2 separate regions of the Homo sapiens genome follow, and region 1 is linked to region 2. A link is an interaction called in ENCODE POLR2A ChIA-PET data of the cell type or tissue named here. Cell type or tissue: HepG2. All regions are shown on one strand. Links, peaks and the distances in the headings refer to the core of each region. The heading gives the core; the rest is flanking DNA. Region 1 overlaps LOC124900191 (a long non-coding RNA gene). Region 2 overlaps ARSB (arylsulfatase B).

What was found. Peaks named below come from ENCODE experiments on the same cell type or tissue, not always from the same donor. Only the 100,000 strongest peaks of a DNase experiment are listed, where the experiment ranks them.
Region 1: POLR2A ChIA-PET joins it to region 2 with 11 read pairs; 3 of 35 experiments call an interaction of 5 or more read pairs at or near these places.

Annotation. Positions count from the first base shown.
Region 1 is chr5:78,754,000-78,762,187 of GRCh38, reverse strand. The region is part of intron 3 of LOC124900191 (a long non-coding RNA gene); the gene reads left to right. Among named protein-coding and RNA genes, the nearest start is that of LHFPL2, 110 kb to the right of the region's middle. RefSeq lists enhancers at 950-1,049, 1,645-1,774, 4,461-4,510, 5,081-5,140. In HepG2, for the core only: no CTCF peak of the experiment used is centred there; DNase peaks (open chromatin) are centred at 3,857 and 4,787; H3K4me3 peaks cover 1,339 bases.
Region 2 is chr5:78,923,043-78,931,230 of GRCh38, reverse strand. The region is part of intron 4 of ARSB (arylsulfatase B); the gene reads left to right. Among named protein-coding and RNA genes, the nearest start is that of ARSB, 58 kb to the left of the region's middle. In HepG2, for the core only: no CTCF peak of the experiment used is centred there; a DNase peak (open chromatin) is centred at 3,460.

The DNA.
Region 1 (8,188 bases), core at 2,421-4,920, 170 kb after region 2:
CCAGCAAAAGGCCAGCAGTGGAATGGGGAAGTAAAGAAAGTTGCAGAAGGAATGGAAAGAGAGAAGGGACGACTTTGGGGAGTTTTGATGAGTTGACTTTTAGATGTGTTGATCATGCAAGAACATGTGGCCTGGAGGTCAGAGGCCCTGTTCTTGTTCTAGAGATTGTACTACCAGCCACGTGCAGTATTTGGAGCCCTAGTGTTTGATCAGATATCTCAGAACAAATATGTGTAGAAAAAAAGGCCGGGTGAGCGGTGGCTCACTCCTGTAATCCCAGCACTTTGGGAGGCCAAGGCAGGTGGATCGCTTGAGGTCGGGAGTTTAAGACCAGCCTGGCCAACATGGTGAAACCCCGTCTCTACTAAAAATAACAAACAACAACAAAAAAAATTAGCCAGGCATGGTGGCAGGCACCTGTAATCCCAGCTCTTCAGGAGGCTGAGGCAGGAGAATTGCTTGAACCCTGGAGGCAGAGGTTGTAGTGAGCCGAGATTGTGCCACTGCACTCCAGACTGGGTGATACAGTAAGACTCCATCTCAAAAAAAAAAAAACAAAAAAGAACAAGTATGTGTAGAAAAAAAGAGGCTGTGGATACCAGTTGGTCAGATAGGTTGCCTTTGTGAATGCCTGCTCCAAGAACCTCAACACATAAACAGTTGTAGGATCCTGGGGAAGATAACTTTGTAAAGAATGCAACCAGGCAAAGGAAGCCCCCAAGGAATGGATGTTTTAGGGCTTTAGCCCCTGACCTCAGTGCGGAGACTTATCCGTGGGGCTCCGGGTTTAACTAAAGGAGCCACTCTGGCCGGTAATAGACAGATCTGAGACAGATCCAGCAAACTGAGTGGCCACCTATTCCCTGTCCTCATAGGCCCAGATGCAAATCTCAGCTCTGTTTTATCCCTTAAAGAGGCAAGGTGAGCTCTAGAAATGGCATGGCCGAAAAAAGGATAAGGATGAGGAAATAAATTGGGGTTTGTTCTGGTGGCTGGAGCATTGCTGGTGGAAACTGCACCTTTAGGACAGGTTCTTTCCCAGTAGGGGCAGCCCCAGGCTGGTTCACTAGACCACTCACCTGGGGAGAGCTGAACCCCCAAAGCCAGGTCCAAGAGGAAGAAAGCACCAACTCCAAGCCCTTTGGCTCAAGAAAGGTCCTTGACTGTGAACCAACTGTGTGCCAACCAGCTTTCTCCTAAGAGCTGAAGAAACAGCAGTGCCCCTAGAGGCCAAGAGGAATCCCCAATGTTTGAGAAGTGGATGGCAGAGGATAAATGAGACAGAACAGTTGGAAAAGTGGGAGAAAAATAGGAGAGAAAGTTCCCATAGAAGCTGAGTAAGAGGTTTAGAAAACATTGATTAATAGAAGAATGAAAAAGTGCCCATTGGATTTGGTGAGGGGTGGTCACTGGTCACTTTGACAAAACCAGTTCCAGTGCAGCGATGGATTCAGGAGCCAAGCTGAAGTGAGCTCAAGTAGGAAGGGACTAAGCAATTTCAGGTAGTGAGTAGAGACCGCCCTTTCCAGAAGGCTGACTGTGAAGAGGAAATTGAATGCAGAAAAGGAAGTACCTATAGGGACATAGTGCCATAAAGGAGGAAGTTGCTCTTTTTTTAAGTTGGGTGATAGTAGAGCATGTTTGAATGATAATGAGGAAGAGGAAAGGAGAGGCTGAGAATGTGAACAAATGAGGCATAACTGACGGAACAAGAACTCACAAAGTAGGAAGGGATGGCCCTAGAAGAGCACAGGTGTTGCACAGGTGGGGGAATTAGCCTAGGGTGAGGACAGGAGCAGGCTTTCACTAAGCTATGGAAAAAGCAAGGCGCTCAGGAGCTAGGTGAGGATGTAGACAGGTTCTTAATGGAGGGCCAGAAAAATTAATGCTTGTTGCCTTCCTCGTGAATGAGGAAAATGGTGAATGACGCATCAACAAAAAACAATTTTGTGGCTTCAAATTATTTGTATAAAGATCTCATTTAATCCTCACAACAATCCAAGTGGGTCTTCCAGTTCCAAATCTAGGTTATCCCCCAATTTCTCCATTGTTCTCAGCTACCCTGACCTGGCACTTTTTCCTCCTGTAGCTCTACAATACTGGAACTCCCTCAAACTAATCCTTTCCCAGACATTGGCCCAAGACAACTCATAAGTCTCTCTTACAGCTTGCTATGCATTCAGTGTTTTTCTTCCCCTAAAATTCATGTTGAAGCTTAATCCCCAATGCAACAGTATTAAGAGAGGGACATTTAGGACGTGATGAGCCAGGAGGAGGGCTCTGCCCGCGTAAATGAGACTAGCGCATTATTCAAATGCTGGAGGGAACTAGCTTGGCCCTTTTCGCCCTTCCATTTATTTGCCATGTGAGGACACAGAGTGCGTTTCCTTCAAAGGACAAAGCGACAAGTCAATGTCTTGGAAGCAGAGACTGGGCCTCACCAGACACCGAACCTGCTGGCATCTAGATTTTGAACATTCAACCTCCAAAACTGTGAAAATACATTTCTGTTCTTTATAAATTACCCAGTCTCAGGTATGTTGTTCTAGCAGCACAAACAGACTAAGACACAGCTGCTGCCATTGAGGGAATCCGCGCAACAGTTGGTTCTTTCCCTTCTTATCTCTGTGCCTCAAATGTCCCTGCCATCCAGCAACAAGCAGTTCCAGCACAGCCTGCCAGTGTTCTGGTTATCAGTCCTTCTCTGACCTGTTGCACAAAAGGATGTTAACCAAATCCAGACCTACATTAGGCGCATGGTACCAACTCTTGTCTATAGCCAAGGACTATTACCTGCCTTAATGGGGGTTCAACTGGTGGTGATTTGTGTAGAGAACACTTGATCAGTTATCCTCTTACATTCATTTATTTATTTATTTATTTATTTATTTATTTATTTATTTATTTATTTATTTTGAGACGGAGTCTCACTCTGTCTCCCAGGCTGGAGTGCAGTGGCACGATCTTGGCTCACTGCAATCTCTGCCCCCTGGATTCAAGCAATTCTCCTGCCTCAGCCTCCCAAGTAGCTGAGACTACAGGCTCGTGCCACCACACCCAGCTAATTTTTGTATTTTTGGTAGAGACAGGGTTTCACTATGTTGGCCAGGATGGTCTCGATCTCTTGACCTCATGATCCACCCGCCTCGGCCTACCAAAGTGCTGAGATTAGAGGCATGAGTCACCACGCCCAGCCTCCTCTTATGTTTCTTATATGCACTTAATACCCAAAGGAATATTGGGTGTTACGCCCCATACACCATGGGGCTCTCTGATTCCCAGCTGTTGTTGGCCCCATAGTCTTTCTCCTGGACTTTTCCATTCCCAGGTAGCATCATTACAATATATTTAAAGGGTTGGGCGGGGGAGTCCCATGGTTATTAGTTCATGAAGTGAAAGAGGGGAGAAGGGCAAGGTTAAAGTTGCAAAAAGAATGTGAAAGGCAGAAAATTGGATGAGATCAAGGAAGCAAACCTGTGACTATCAAGTCAGGTGACATTTTTCTGCTTCTGTTCAAGTTGTCTTCAAGGCCACTCTGAAAGAGGAACTTTGAAAATAATTTGAGTAATAATAGCATCATGTGACTAAAACTCACATGTATTTTGGTTATACATTCTAATGTGTTTGTTTAAAAAGGTTTGTTATTGTTGGTCATAATTTATGCAGTCTTTCAAACAGTGCTCTGTTAAAATGAGGTTCTTCTAGCTGAACTAGAAAGGTAATTTTTTTAAAAATGTGGACCCAGGATTCAACTTTGTGCTAAGTATGTTTAAACTTTCCAGTCCAAAAGAAGAATGAAGCTTTTTGACATTGTGAATCAACAATGTGGTTAAAGGTCATAGGTTTAAAAAATCCGACACAGTTTAGGTTTGACTCATGCATTCAAGAGGCAAATCTTTTTGACCCCAAGGTGAAGGTGAAACTGCCTTTGCTGATAGGGCAGCTCCAGAAAGCAAAATCACTTTTGTTTTGAAGGCAGCTGTTTTCCTAGATGCTATCCTTTCATTTCAACCAAACAGATTCATTATGCACTGAGCAACGAATAAAATAAAAGCACGGGTACCATTTCCGATCGAGGAAATTGTCCAGGACAATTGTCCTGGACACTCCTGATTACCTCCTATCCCTTCTTTCACTTTCCATCCATCTCAAGGGCCAACCCAGCAGGTTATTTCACCTTATCCCAGGCTCCATGTGAAGTGTACTGAACACAGAATTGGACTTCTTCAGTCTTGATCCTTGGTGCTAATTCACCCCCAGCATGATGGACACACATCCCCAGCCTTCTTGGTCTGGCTGTTTCAGAGAGCACCTCTCAGCCCCTCCACAAGACTAGACTGTGCCTCTCTAGAAAACAACCAGTAACTCTCATCGTCTATAACTCCCGGGCTGGCCACAAGGCCTTATGCAACAGGTGAGGTAGCCGGGAGTCTTCTCCAAAAACACTGAAGTTCTAATTTGCTCTTTTTCCTTCTGAAGATGTCTCCTTAAAGAAGCCCTTCTGAATGCCATGGTGTGTTGGAGATGTGCCTTTGTATCATGAGTTTCACAGCAAAATCTAGCACAGGCTTATTTTACATCTCCTAAGCCCCCAGTGGATATGAGTCATCCCAAGTATATCAGAGTCTCCTAATCCCGCTCACCCAGAGCCCTACCCAGCTTCAGGCTGGAAACCAGCGCCTCCCAGTCCCCATCTGGATGGTGTCAACAACTCTTTCCTTTCATGAAAACCACATGTGAACATAGGTTTTGGGGTTTTTTTCTATTGGTTTTGGAAGAAAAGAAACACATGCAGGGTAGGGGCACCGTCATGTTGTCAGAGTGATGACTCGGCTTCTGGCAAACACTTGGTCTCATGGGAGGCAGAGAAGAGAAGCTCTGGTAAAAATTAGCTTGGAGATGTTCCTTTCTGTAAACACAACCTGAAAAGATGTAAATCGCCGAGTGGGCAGAGTCCTTGCCTGTCCCAAGTGCAGGCATTTATGGTATCAAAGAAAGTTTACTTATAGCCATTTCAACTTGGGTTTCCTGTGAATGAATGGGCAAGAACGTGAGTGGAGAAGACTTGGATGGAACTGGGCTTTCTTCATGTATTCAGCCCAGTAGAAACCACTGCCCTTTACAGGAAACAGTGAGACACTGTTTGGAAGATAGGTCTAGGGACTGGAAGAACTCTCTCACAACAAAGCTCTGGGTGTACCTTGGATTGAAATATGATTTCAAATGCAGTTCATCCCTGGGAGAAGTGTTAAGACTTGCCTTATATTTCAGAGGTTCTTGGACAGCAGGATTTTCTTCCCCAAAATTATGATGCAAATAATTCAAAGTATACAGCATGGTGGCTCAGGCAGCCCTGCCTTGACAACATAGAGCTGGTAGAACACTGTTTTTATTTATAACTTTAATAAGCAAGGCTCTTCATTAGGTGTTATATTCTATGGCTGTTTCCTCTACAGAATATAGACTAAGAGATGCACATACATCCCTACACATAATATATGGTCCAAACTATGTTTAAAGGGCAAAACTCATTGTTTGGACTCGAAGATCTATTACATTTATATCTAACCCATGTAATATTCTTTTTCCACCTAAATCAATCAGTACATTCATTGAGCACCTTCAAGGTGGGCAGTGCCTTCAGGCTGCCATACATAGAGAAGCCTTAGCTGTGGTCCTTGACTGCAGGAAACCTCATTAAGGAGACACCCAGCTGATGAAATGTTAATTAACAGTTCAAGACAGAACGTGATAAGTGCCAAATGAGAAAGGATGGAATGACCTGGAGAAATTCAATTTAGAGAAAATGAAGGGCACATGAGAGAACAGGCTTCCTTTTTCAGCAGGAATCTTGAACCTGTCTCCAGAAGGAAGAACTTCTGAGTTTCAGGAAGGATCTCAGCTCATCTTTAGAAAGAACTTCTAAATTGGGAAAGCCAACATAGTGAGGTTGCCCAAGGCATGCAAACAGACTGAATCACCATCTGTTAGGGAAGCAGAAACAGGATTTTCTACATTGAGAAAACTAAATAACCTTTAAAATTGGCTTGAACCTGTGAAATAGTGACAGGAGCATAACTCAATCTGCACCTCCCTGGGGAGCTGGGAGCTCTGCTGGGCCTCAAAAAGTAAGCAGCCTCTAGAGGGGTAGACCCTCTCCTCCCACGTGCTCCCAGACCACCCACCACTATCACCCACCACCTGTTCCCTGGCAGAGCCCAACCCACAGCAAAGCCATCTCTATGGCAACAGAAGCTGGACACTTACTAAGAAGTCAAGATGGATGCATGCATGGTGTACTTAAGGTCCGTGCATTTCACTGAATGTAATTTTTCTTTTTAAGAAATCTATAGAATATGTAGTCTAAAAAGTACTGATGTCTGCAGCTTACTTTAAATTGTATCAAACAATAAGATGGATTATGGATAAGAGATAAGTGAAAAAACATAGCAAAATACTAATTGTGGAACCTAGGTGGTAGGTATATGCGTATTCACTGTACAATCTTTGGCTTTTTTGTATATTTGAAATTTTTTATAATACGTTGGGGAGAAAATCCATGTAGCTCCATCTGTTGAAGAGCACAAATGGCTTTCGGCTCCTGCATATTTGGAACACCACAGAACATAATAATGTAGGTTTCTTGAGTTCTCACTGTTCACTAAGCACCTTATGTGAACTGTCTCATTTATCCTCCCAAGCACTTATGAAGTAAATACCATCATCTTCACTTCATAGACAGGAAAGCCAAGGCACAGAGAACACAAAACATTTGTCCAGAGTCATGCAGGTGGTAAATGTCAGGGTCAGGATTTGAACTCAGGTTCTAACTGACTCCAGAAACCAAAGCTGTGACTCCCACGCCACTCTTTGGACCCAGATGTGGATGTCATGGCCTTGCCTTGAGGAGAAGCCACTTGGTGTTGGGGGAAGGTGGGAGGGGTGACTGCATGGTAGCACTTACATTGCTTCTAATGGGTTTCAGATGGGTTTGGTTCTTCAATTGTTCTGTAATTGTTAATGGACACCTAGACTGCCACCTGCGAGTTTTGTTCTGGTTTCATCTCCACCCCCCGCTTTTTTTTTTTCATTTTAAACAAGTGTATTTAAACAAGATGACTTGGAGGGAAAGCTATCTAGGACTTATTTCTTTTAGAGTGATCTATCCCTACTTAAAGACAGACTGCCCTACATATAATGGCTGCATACAAAAAGGTTGCAAGATCATCCTTGCTTTTACAATGATTAATGAAAAACATAATTCTCCGAACAAGGCATGCAAGAATTGTTTACATTGTTTGTGTTGTTGTTAAACAGTGAGAGCAAAATAACTTCCTGGAATATAAACAGCTGAATCAGCATGCCACAATGGAGAAAAATGACATTTTCACAGAACCACTAATTTTTCCCAACCATCGCCATCTGATGTTGATCAAAACATATCATTGGCCATTTAGCTTTTTAAAAATGTGATAGCTTGTGCACACACACCAGTTACTTTAGGTACAGTCATGCATCACTTAACAGAGATACATTTTGAGAAATGTTCAATGATTTTGTTGTATGAACATCATAGAGTGTACTTACATAAATCTAGATGGTGTAGCCTACTACACACCTAGGCTGTATGGTATAGCCTATCATTCCTAGGCTACAACTCTGTATGGTACAGAGTACTGTAGGCAACTGTAACACAATGGTAAATATTTATGTATCTAAACATAGAAAATATACAGTAAAAATATGTATAATAGGTGGGACGTGGTGGCTCATGCCTGTAATCCTAGCATTTTGGGAGGCCGAGGTGGAATGGGTGGGGGGAAGGGGATCACCTGAGGTTGGGAGTTCGAGACCAGCCTGACCAACATAACAAAACCCATCTCTACTAAAAATACAGAAATTAACCGGATGTGGTGGCAGGTGCCTGTAATCCCAGCTACTCGGGAGGCTGAGGCACAAGAATTGCTTGAACCTGGGAGATGGAGGTTGCAGTGAGCCAAGATTGTGCCCCTGCACTCCAGCCTAGGCAACAGAGCAAGACTCTGTCTCAAAAAAGAAAAAAAAAATGTATAATATGTATTCTGATTATGGGACCACTGTTGTATATGCATGTATATCCATTGTTGACTGAAACACGGCACATTCAACACATGACTGTACAATAAAGCGATAGGGAAAGGGAAAATGA
Region 2 (8,188 bases), core at 2,281-4,780:
TTAGCTACTAAAGAACCAAAACAGACTAATACTTTCCCATTTTACTCTCCTTGTGTGGGGTTCTCCTTGAGGGCAGTGGTAACTGCTGCACATATGTGTGCAATATATTTGTATCAAGGCATTCGCTCCAGAAAACGAGAGAGAGATTTCCCGGGCTAGCCTTTGTTGGCATTCTGTCCCAGATTCCTCTCCGCTTTGGGGTTATACAAAGATTACTGTGGTTCTCTGACTTGATTTGAAGCTCTGGCTTAGTCAGCTGAGGAAAGACTACAGTCGCCTTCCTCCCCAGGAGTTTATCAGAGACTTGCTCTTCCGTGGAGGGCCTGGGAACGCAGTGCCTAAGCTCTTGGTGGGGGACCACCCCGCTGTGCTTGGCTTCAAACAGGCTGCTGTCCATTGCTTTCAGAAGCATGAGATTGCCCCATCAGGCTTAAAAACAATAATAAAAATATATTTGAAAAAAATCCCCAGTCGCTTCTCTTGCTGTCTTTGGCAGTTAGGTACAAAGCATCAACAAAATGTTGTATACAGAAATTCTGCCTTCCAGGCTTGTTCCTTTCTTACAGAACAATCCTTAACCTTGTAGGACTCTTTTTTCATGTTTTCTTAATGAGAAAATATTTCAGAGATTATTGGCACCACAGGTTTATTCCTTTCCAGTGGTTTACACTCTTAACTGACTGTAATCTTTATGATCTTTTTTTGTATTTTTCTTTCACAGTATGGGCCATATCTAATCAGCCTCTCCTACCGTGACTATTCAAAGAAAAGGATCTTTTTTTCTTTTTCTTTTTCTTTTGTTTCCATCTCAGAACACTTTCTTGTCAATATCTTCTTTTTAAAAAATGAGGATTGTTGTAACAAATTTAGCAAACATTAAGAATGACATCCATTGCCGTGGAAGCTACCAAAAAAGTTATATACCTGTCCTCAAAATAGCCTGTGATCTGGTGAACTATTCAGATACATGCAAATTAGTCAAAATATAAAAGAAATAGAGGTGGGGAACAAAGGGAGTGCTGTGTTTGCGCTGACAGTGCTGGCCGTAGGTTGCCATTTTAAACTCCCACTTTGGTGTCCCCTTTTGTTTGAAGGTCCCTCTGGAGTCCAGAGGTAATAGAGCAGGCTGAGTAGTGGGGCCTAAGGAAAACTCAGGGCTGCAAATAACCCTGTGTACAGTGCATTCAGATCACATCTGTGAGTCGCTGGAGGGAGTGGCCTGACCGGTTGGTGTCTATGGTGGGTTGTGATCATCAGGCTGGTCCCAGGTGAGGTCACCTGACCACTCATTATTTTCTTTTTGGTAACAGAAATTAGTCAGTTAACAAGCATAACTTTAACAAGCATAACTCTACTTGTTATTTAAGACAATGTACTGTCCTGAGGAGTTCTGAAGATCAGTAAGATACAGTCTCCCTCTTTTTTTTTTTTTTTTTTTGAGACAGAGTCTTGCTTTGTCACCCAGGCTGGAGTGCAGTGGCGCGATCTCGGCTGACTGCAATCTCAGCCCCCAGGGTTCTAGTGACTCTCCTGCCTCAGCCTCTCTAGTAGCTGGGATTACAGGCACCCACCACCACACTGGGCAAATTTTTTTGTATTTTTAGTAGAAACGGGGTTTTGCTATGTGGGCCAGGCTGTTTTCTAACTCCTGTCCTCAGGAGAACCACCTGTCTCGGCCTCCCAAAGTGCTAGGATTACAGGAGTGAGCCACTGCGCCGGGCCAGTCTCCTCTCTTAAAGCACACCTAGAATCATGGTAGTGGTCTCTAATTCAGTGTGAGGCACAAGTCTCAGATTCCTCTGTGGGTGAAGAGGGGGTCAGGCAAGTGTGTGGTGTGGAGATTTCCTTTCCCGTGTCTGAGGCCATGATCCATCCCCTGTAAAGACTGTGTTGATTCCTTGCCCTCTAGACTGAAAATCACTTAGTATGAGAAGAAATGTTACCAAAGGGAGTGTGAATTGTGAAGGAGGGACCAAAAACATGTCAGGCACTAGTCTAGCACAATGCCTAGCAAAGAACTCGGGGACTGTGTGAGGTACAGGAGTATGCGTGGATTCAAGATTCAGCTACACATCTGCAGGAGCCACGGTTCCCCAGGTTAAGGGCAGAACAGAAAGATGAAGTCTGGACAGCAGAGGGGTCATTGAGGAGCTTCTTAGGGGAGGCGGGACATCCATTAAACTGTGCTTGAGTGATTGTTAAGATGTAGGTAGGCAATGGACACGGAGAGCAGGACGTTTTGGGCATGGGGAGTGAGCAGGGATGTAGGAAGAGGAAGTGAAGGTGTGTTCTGAGCATGTTGACTAGGCCTGTCCAGCCTTTGGTGTTCAAAGAGGCACACAAGACCACAGGAGAAATGGGGCACATCTTCCTGGAGTGTTCATTTTGCTTGAATATATAGAAGGGAAAATAAATAATTTATCTGGTTAATAATTTAAAACATTGTTATATTAAAACAGGCAAATTATGGAAGAGAATACAATTAATTTCATGGATTTTTGTTAAAGTTCAAAATCTCAGGTTTCCATTGTTTTCTTTTGATTCTTCGATGGAAGAATTTTAAATTCTTTAAAGGAGATCAACTTTATTCCTTCATTCACAAAAATAGCAAAAGCAGCCGGGCATGGCGGCTCACGCCTGTAATCCCAGCACTTTGGGAGGCCGAGGTGGGCGGATCACCTGAAGTCAGCAGTTCGAGACCAGCCTGGCCAACATGGCGAAACCCCATCTCTACTAAAAATATAAAAAATTAGCCAGATGTGGTGGTATGCCCCTGTAGTCCCAGCTACTCAGAGGCTGAGGCAGGAGAATCGCTTGAACCTGGGAGGCGGAGATTGCAGTGAGCTGAGATGGCACCACTGCACTCCAGCCTGTGTGACAGAGCAAGACTCTGTCTCAAAAAAAAAAAAAAAAAAAAAAAAAAAAGCAAAAGCAAATGGCAATCACAGTTGCCCACAGATCCTTACTTACATCATGAGGCACGAGCTATGGTTTCCCTTAGCTCCCTGTGGGCAGTGGGGAAGCAGTCTAGCATGTGGCCATGGGGTTTGCTTGGCTGTTAGACAGCCCTCTTCAGGTCCCAGGCCCTTTGGACCCATCATACTCATCCTGTGCTTCTTGACACTGGCAAATCTTGATGATGGTTAATGTGACTCCCCGAAGGATGTGCCTCCATCCCATGTGACAGATATGAAGTCTGTCTGCGCACAGTCTGGGCCATGGAGTCTGCACTCCTAAGAATGCACAGAGGCCTGGCTGCCTTGGTCTCTTGAGATAATGAAATTAAGAGTCTTCAGAGGCATTTCTTGAGTCTTCAATTTCATCTCCTTTCTCCCCTTCTGGTCCTAAGCATGACATTCCTGTCTCAGCTTTTTCTGGCCCCCTGCTGTCTCTGGATTCTGGTCTTGTGAGTTTCCTTTGTTTGGGTTGTGAATCATTAGGCAATTTAGATAACAGGTTCTGTTTTTCCTAGGCAGAGGCAAACTCCTCTGGTTCAAAGCTGCCTCTGGCCTTTTCCCAGCTTTGAGGAAGCTGCATACAGTCTCTCCAAGCTAGTGTGGCATCAGAGGCCAATCAGAGGCAGAATTGGTGGTGGGTGAAAGAGCCTCTAAGCCTTTCTTTACTATCTCTGTTTTGACTTCTATTCTTTCCGGTGTGTGTTGGATTGACCTAAGATTTTCTTTGTTAGAACACCAAACTGCCCAGTGTTATAGATAGTGTTTTTATACTTTATCTACTCATAAATTAAAGGAATTAAGAAAATGGCAGGAAGAGCTCAGTTATTCAATACTAAATAGTGCCCTGGCCTTCATTATTCAGGGGAGAAAAGGGCCTGGGTCTGTGCTGTTCAACAGGTAGCCACTAGTCATACATGGCTATTGAGCATTTGAAATGTGGTAAAGTTGAATTGAGATGTGCTGTAAGGGTAAAATACTGAATTTCAAAGATGATATGAAAAAATAATGAAAAATAATACCTCCATAATTTTTATATGAATTACATATTGAAATGATAATATTTTTATATATTGGGTTGAATAAAATATATTATTAAAATTAATTTCAGCCAGGCAGGCGTGGTGGCTCACGCCTGCAATCCCAGAACTTGATCACTTGAGCCCAGGAATTAGAGACCAGCCTTGGAAACAGGGTGAAACCCCATCTGTACAAAAAGATACAAAAATTAGCTGGGTGTGATGGCACATGCCTGTGGTCCTAGCTACTCGGGAGGCTGAGGTGGGAGGATTGACTGAGCCAGGGAGGTCAAGGCTGCAGTGAGTGGTGATCATGCCATTGCACTCCAGCCTGGGCAACAGAGCAAAACCCTGTCTCAAAAAAAATTAATTTCAACAGTTTATTTTTATCTTTTCATGATCTGGCCACTAGAAGATTTTAAATTACATTTGTGGCTCACATTTTGTTTCCATTAGACAGTGCTGCTTTAGATGGTAGCTTCATAATTGCAGTAATTCATACCTCTTGAGAGTTCTCCAGGGATTATTTTGTTGAAGATTTTCTCTTGCAATGATCAGGCTGGGTGAGAATAACACATAGTAGACTGTAAGAGTCTTCAAGGCAAAAGCTGTGTCTGTTTAATGTACTTTGGAGGCAGGAGTAGTAAAGTCATTTTGCTTAGGAAACTCATAAACTGGCTTCGAAGGCAATTCCAAAACCAGTTTTGAGCATCATCTTTGAAATAAGGGTATTGCCTCCCAGTGACTCCATTGAAAGATGCAATTCATTTGGTTGCATAAGACTGGGGTTGGAATGTTAAAGAAAAAAAAAAAGTGGGGGAAGCAAGTTTCATTTCTTATAGTCCATACCTCCAGTGGGGACTCAGCATGTAGAAAGGCACTTGGACAGGAACCACGATCATACCTATTGTTATTTCATCAATGCAGAATGCAACATAATGGAGGCAGAATGGGGAAAGAAAGCCTTTCCAGCTGCTTCAAAGAAAACCCAGATGCTTAACTTGTTTGCTGTGATGTGCTATCCTTTCTTCCTTGGTGCCAGAAGAGAAATTATTACAACATATAAAAAATAGGATTATGGCCGGAAGAAAAGTTATTATAACATACAACAAATAGGATTGTGGGATCCTGAATATGTTATTCAGGATCCATATTGTAAAACATATTTTCTTTGAAATTTTAATCATTAGAAACTATATAGTTCAAATATATTCTCAAGGCTAATCCATCCATATTCAGGAATCTTTCTTTTTTAATATTATAAAATCTTTCTATGGACAAACTCACGATTAGTAAAGTATTTCCCCATAAAATAGAAACAATCTTTTTTTCCAAAAAAGAGGGTTGTTATTATTAAGGTCTTTTAAAAATACTTTTTGTTCTGGAGCATGCTTTATCTTCTACTTCTCTGGGGTAGGTTAGAAATAATTATCACCGTTTTGTAAATCGGGAAATAAACACAGGGAAGTCATTTGTCGAAAAGCACAGGGGACCAGTGCCAGAAATGGTTTGAAAATTTAGATCTTTTACTTTCCATTTCAGGTGCTGCAATCATAGTATCACATGGCTATGTGAATAGTAAAGTGTCTTGTTTACGACAGAACATACTGTTCTGAAAAGTGGGGAGGTATATCTCATTTTTAGGGGCATTCCTTTTTCTTAAATTCTACCCTGTGCTTTGCTTAGTAATACAGTTATTTATAAAAATTTATAGAACTGTAACAGAGGTAAAGAATTCTCAATCTTGCTACTTCTTTCCTCCCAATAGTAATAAAAAGGATTTAGGCATCCTTGCTAGCTTCTCGGAGGCAAAGTCCCTGTGAAGCTATGAGACCTTCATTATCACATTCCCACTGCTTTGTCAGCTTATATTTGTGAGGAATTTAATCAGTTTTATTGCTGTATATGACTGGAAATGAATGGCATTTATTTTCTCTGCAGGGATTTATTTGCTTTTTTCCTTGGGTGGCTATTCCTTTGTTGATAATATTTTCCCAAGTCTTGAAGCACTAATTGATTTTGGGACTTAAGCAAGATCACTTTTTACATTGAATGCAGAAACTGTGTTCCTATGGATTAGGGCACGGTCTGTGTAGCCATCAACTGGAGATCCTGCTGAGAACTGTAAATGAGGAAGAAATTATGGGTCATGATAATAAGGTGTTCCAAGTCTCAAGATTCAGACAGGAGCAGACATAAACAGCCTCTTCCTTGGAGATATGCAACCAGTCAGCCAAGGTGTATTTTCTTAAGCATTGAGGCCTTGAAAAACATATGGAACTTTGAGAATATGTTTGCAGGTGTGAAAATAATGGTCGGTGGATCTTTCTCCCTGTCATGTATATATACAGTGTGTAGAGAGTAAGAGACACATTTTGGAAAAGAAAAATGATTTTAATTGTTGGTGTTTCAGGACAATGCTTTGCTTTTAAAGTTACATGTCATTATCTCAACCCCAATTCAGTCTATTCCCTGAAGCACATTCTCCTTGCTCTCTTACTAGTCTTAGCTTTGGGCATATATTGCTCATCGTAGGAACTTGGTAATAAACCTAGATTTAATCGTAACTCAAAGAATACATGAGGACTTTATATCACTTTTTGATTTCAAAGACTGCTCAAGTCAAATGACTGATACGGAAATGTACCAAAAAGATTCCAGGTCCAGTCAATTCCTTGGAAAATATTGTTAATAGTAGACTCAACTTGGCATGTTGGGAACAGGGAGAAGGTGGGAAGCCAAGGCTGGGCAAAGCCATAGATAGGAGGCTGAGCTGGCTATAGGACAGGCTCCAGAAAATTGACAAGGAGTCTGACTTATCACGGCCAAGTAGACATGGCAGGTTTAGGACCCATCTTGGAGAGACTGTGTAGCACAATGATTAAATCGGAATAGAGGCTCTGTAATTGTACAGACCTGAGGCTCAGGCCCTCATTCTACCACTTACTAATTTGGTGATATGGATAAATTACTTTTCTGAGCATCTGTTTTGTTATCTGCAAAATAGGGATAAAGCTTGCTCAGCGGACTATTGTGAGGATTAAATGAGAGAATTCACATAAAGCACCTAGCACCAGGCCTGGCATAAGCAGGAATTTAATAAATACAGCTATTATTATTATCTTCATCATCATCACTATCTGGGCTTTTGCCATTTTGCACTGGTTGGTGAGGATACTGCAGCAGTAATCTCTGGGCAATTACAAATATTATATCCATGTTTAGGTTCCGTAGGTCCAGGAAGAAGCAGGATCATATTCAGCCATGCTATGTGGACAGAGCCCAGCACCCCCTGGAAAAGGAGGTTCATAAGGGCTGGGCAGGCCTTGGAACCTCGCTTTCAGGAAACTGGAATGTACATTTGGAAAGCAGGCAGATGCCCACACATAATACTGTAGGGTAGCAGAGAAAACTGTAGACTCAACATGAAGCTGTCAGTCTCTAGGGCCTGAGCAGAGCTGAACCTATTCACTGAAGTCCTCAGAATTTGCAACTGGGTAGGATTGGGGCAAGCAGGAGCTAATGACTCAATAGCCAATTGCTGTCTTTAAATCTTACTGAAATTCTTAAAACTATTGAATGGCAGCATTTTAGTTTTAAGTCTTTTCCAGAATGTGAGGTAGGTATGTTATTCTCTGTTTTTCAGATGACGACGTGAGCTTAAGGGACTGTGATCCATAGTTAAAGCAAAAGCCACAATTGCATCCTTCAGCTCCAGGCTGTCATTTAGAAACCACACTTACTAAGACAGTGTCTCTTGTAGACGCGTCTATGCATCACTGCAGATGCTTGAAGCACCATATTTTGTTCCAGCTGCTGCTATGGTGACCAGGTCAGAGCAGGCTTTCGTGAGTTTCTCACAGGGGCAATCACAGTGCCTTGCCCTGAGCCCATGTTTTCTGACACTGAGGGGCTCACATGTGCATAACCCAGGTGTGCTGGGAGTCAGTGCCCATGGGGCCACACTTACTCATTGGGAACCAGTGGATGGATGTTTCCCCCATGGATCCCCCAGCTGTGAGATGAATCTTATTGGAATTCTCAAAGGGTCCCAGTGAGATGGAGCATGAGCCACCTGTGGCGGTGGTCAGCCAACTTGATAACACATCCAGGTGTTGCTTTTTCCCTCCCTCCCTGTTTGGCTCTCCCAGCCTTTCCCTCCTGCTCTCTGGGATCACTTCCAACATAAACTACCTACATGCAAACTTCTGCCTT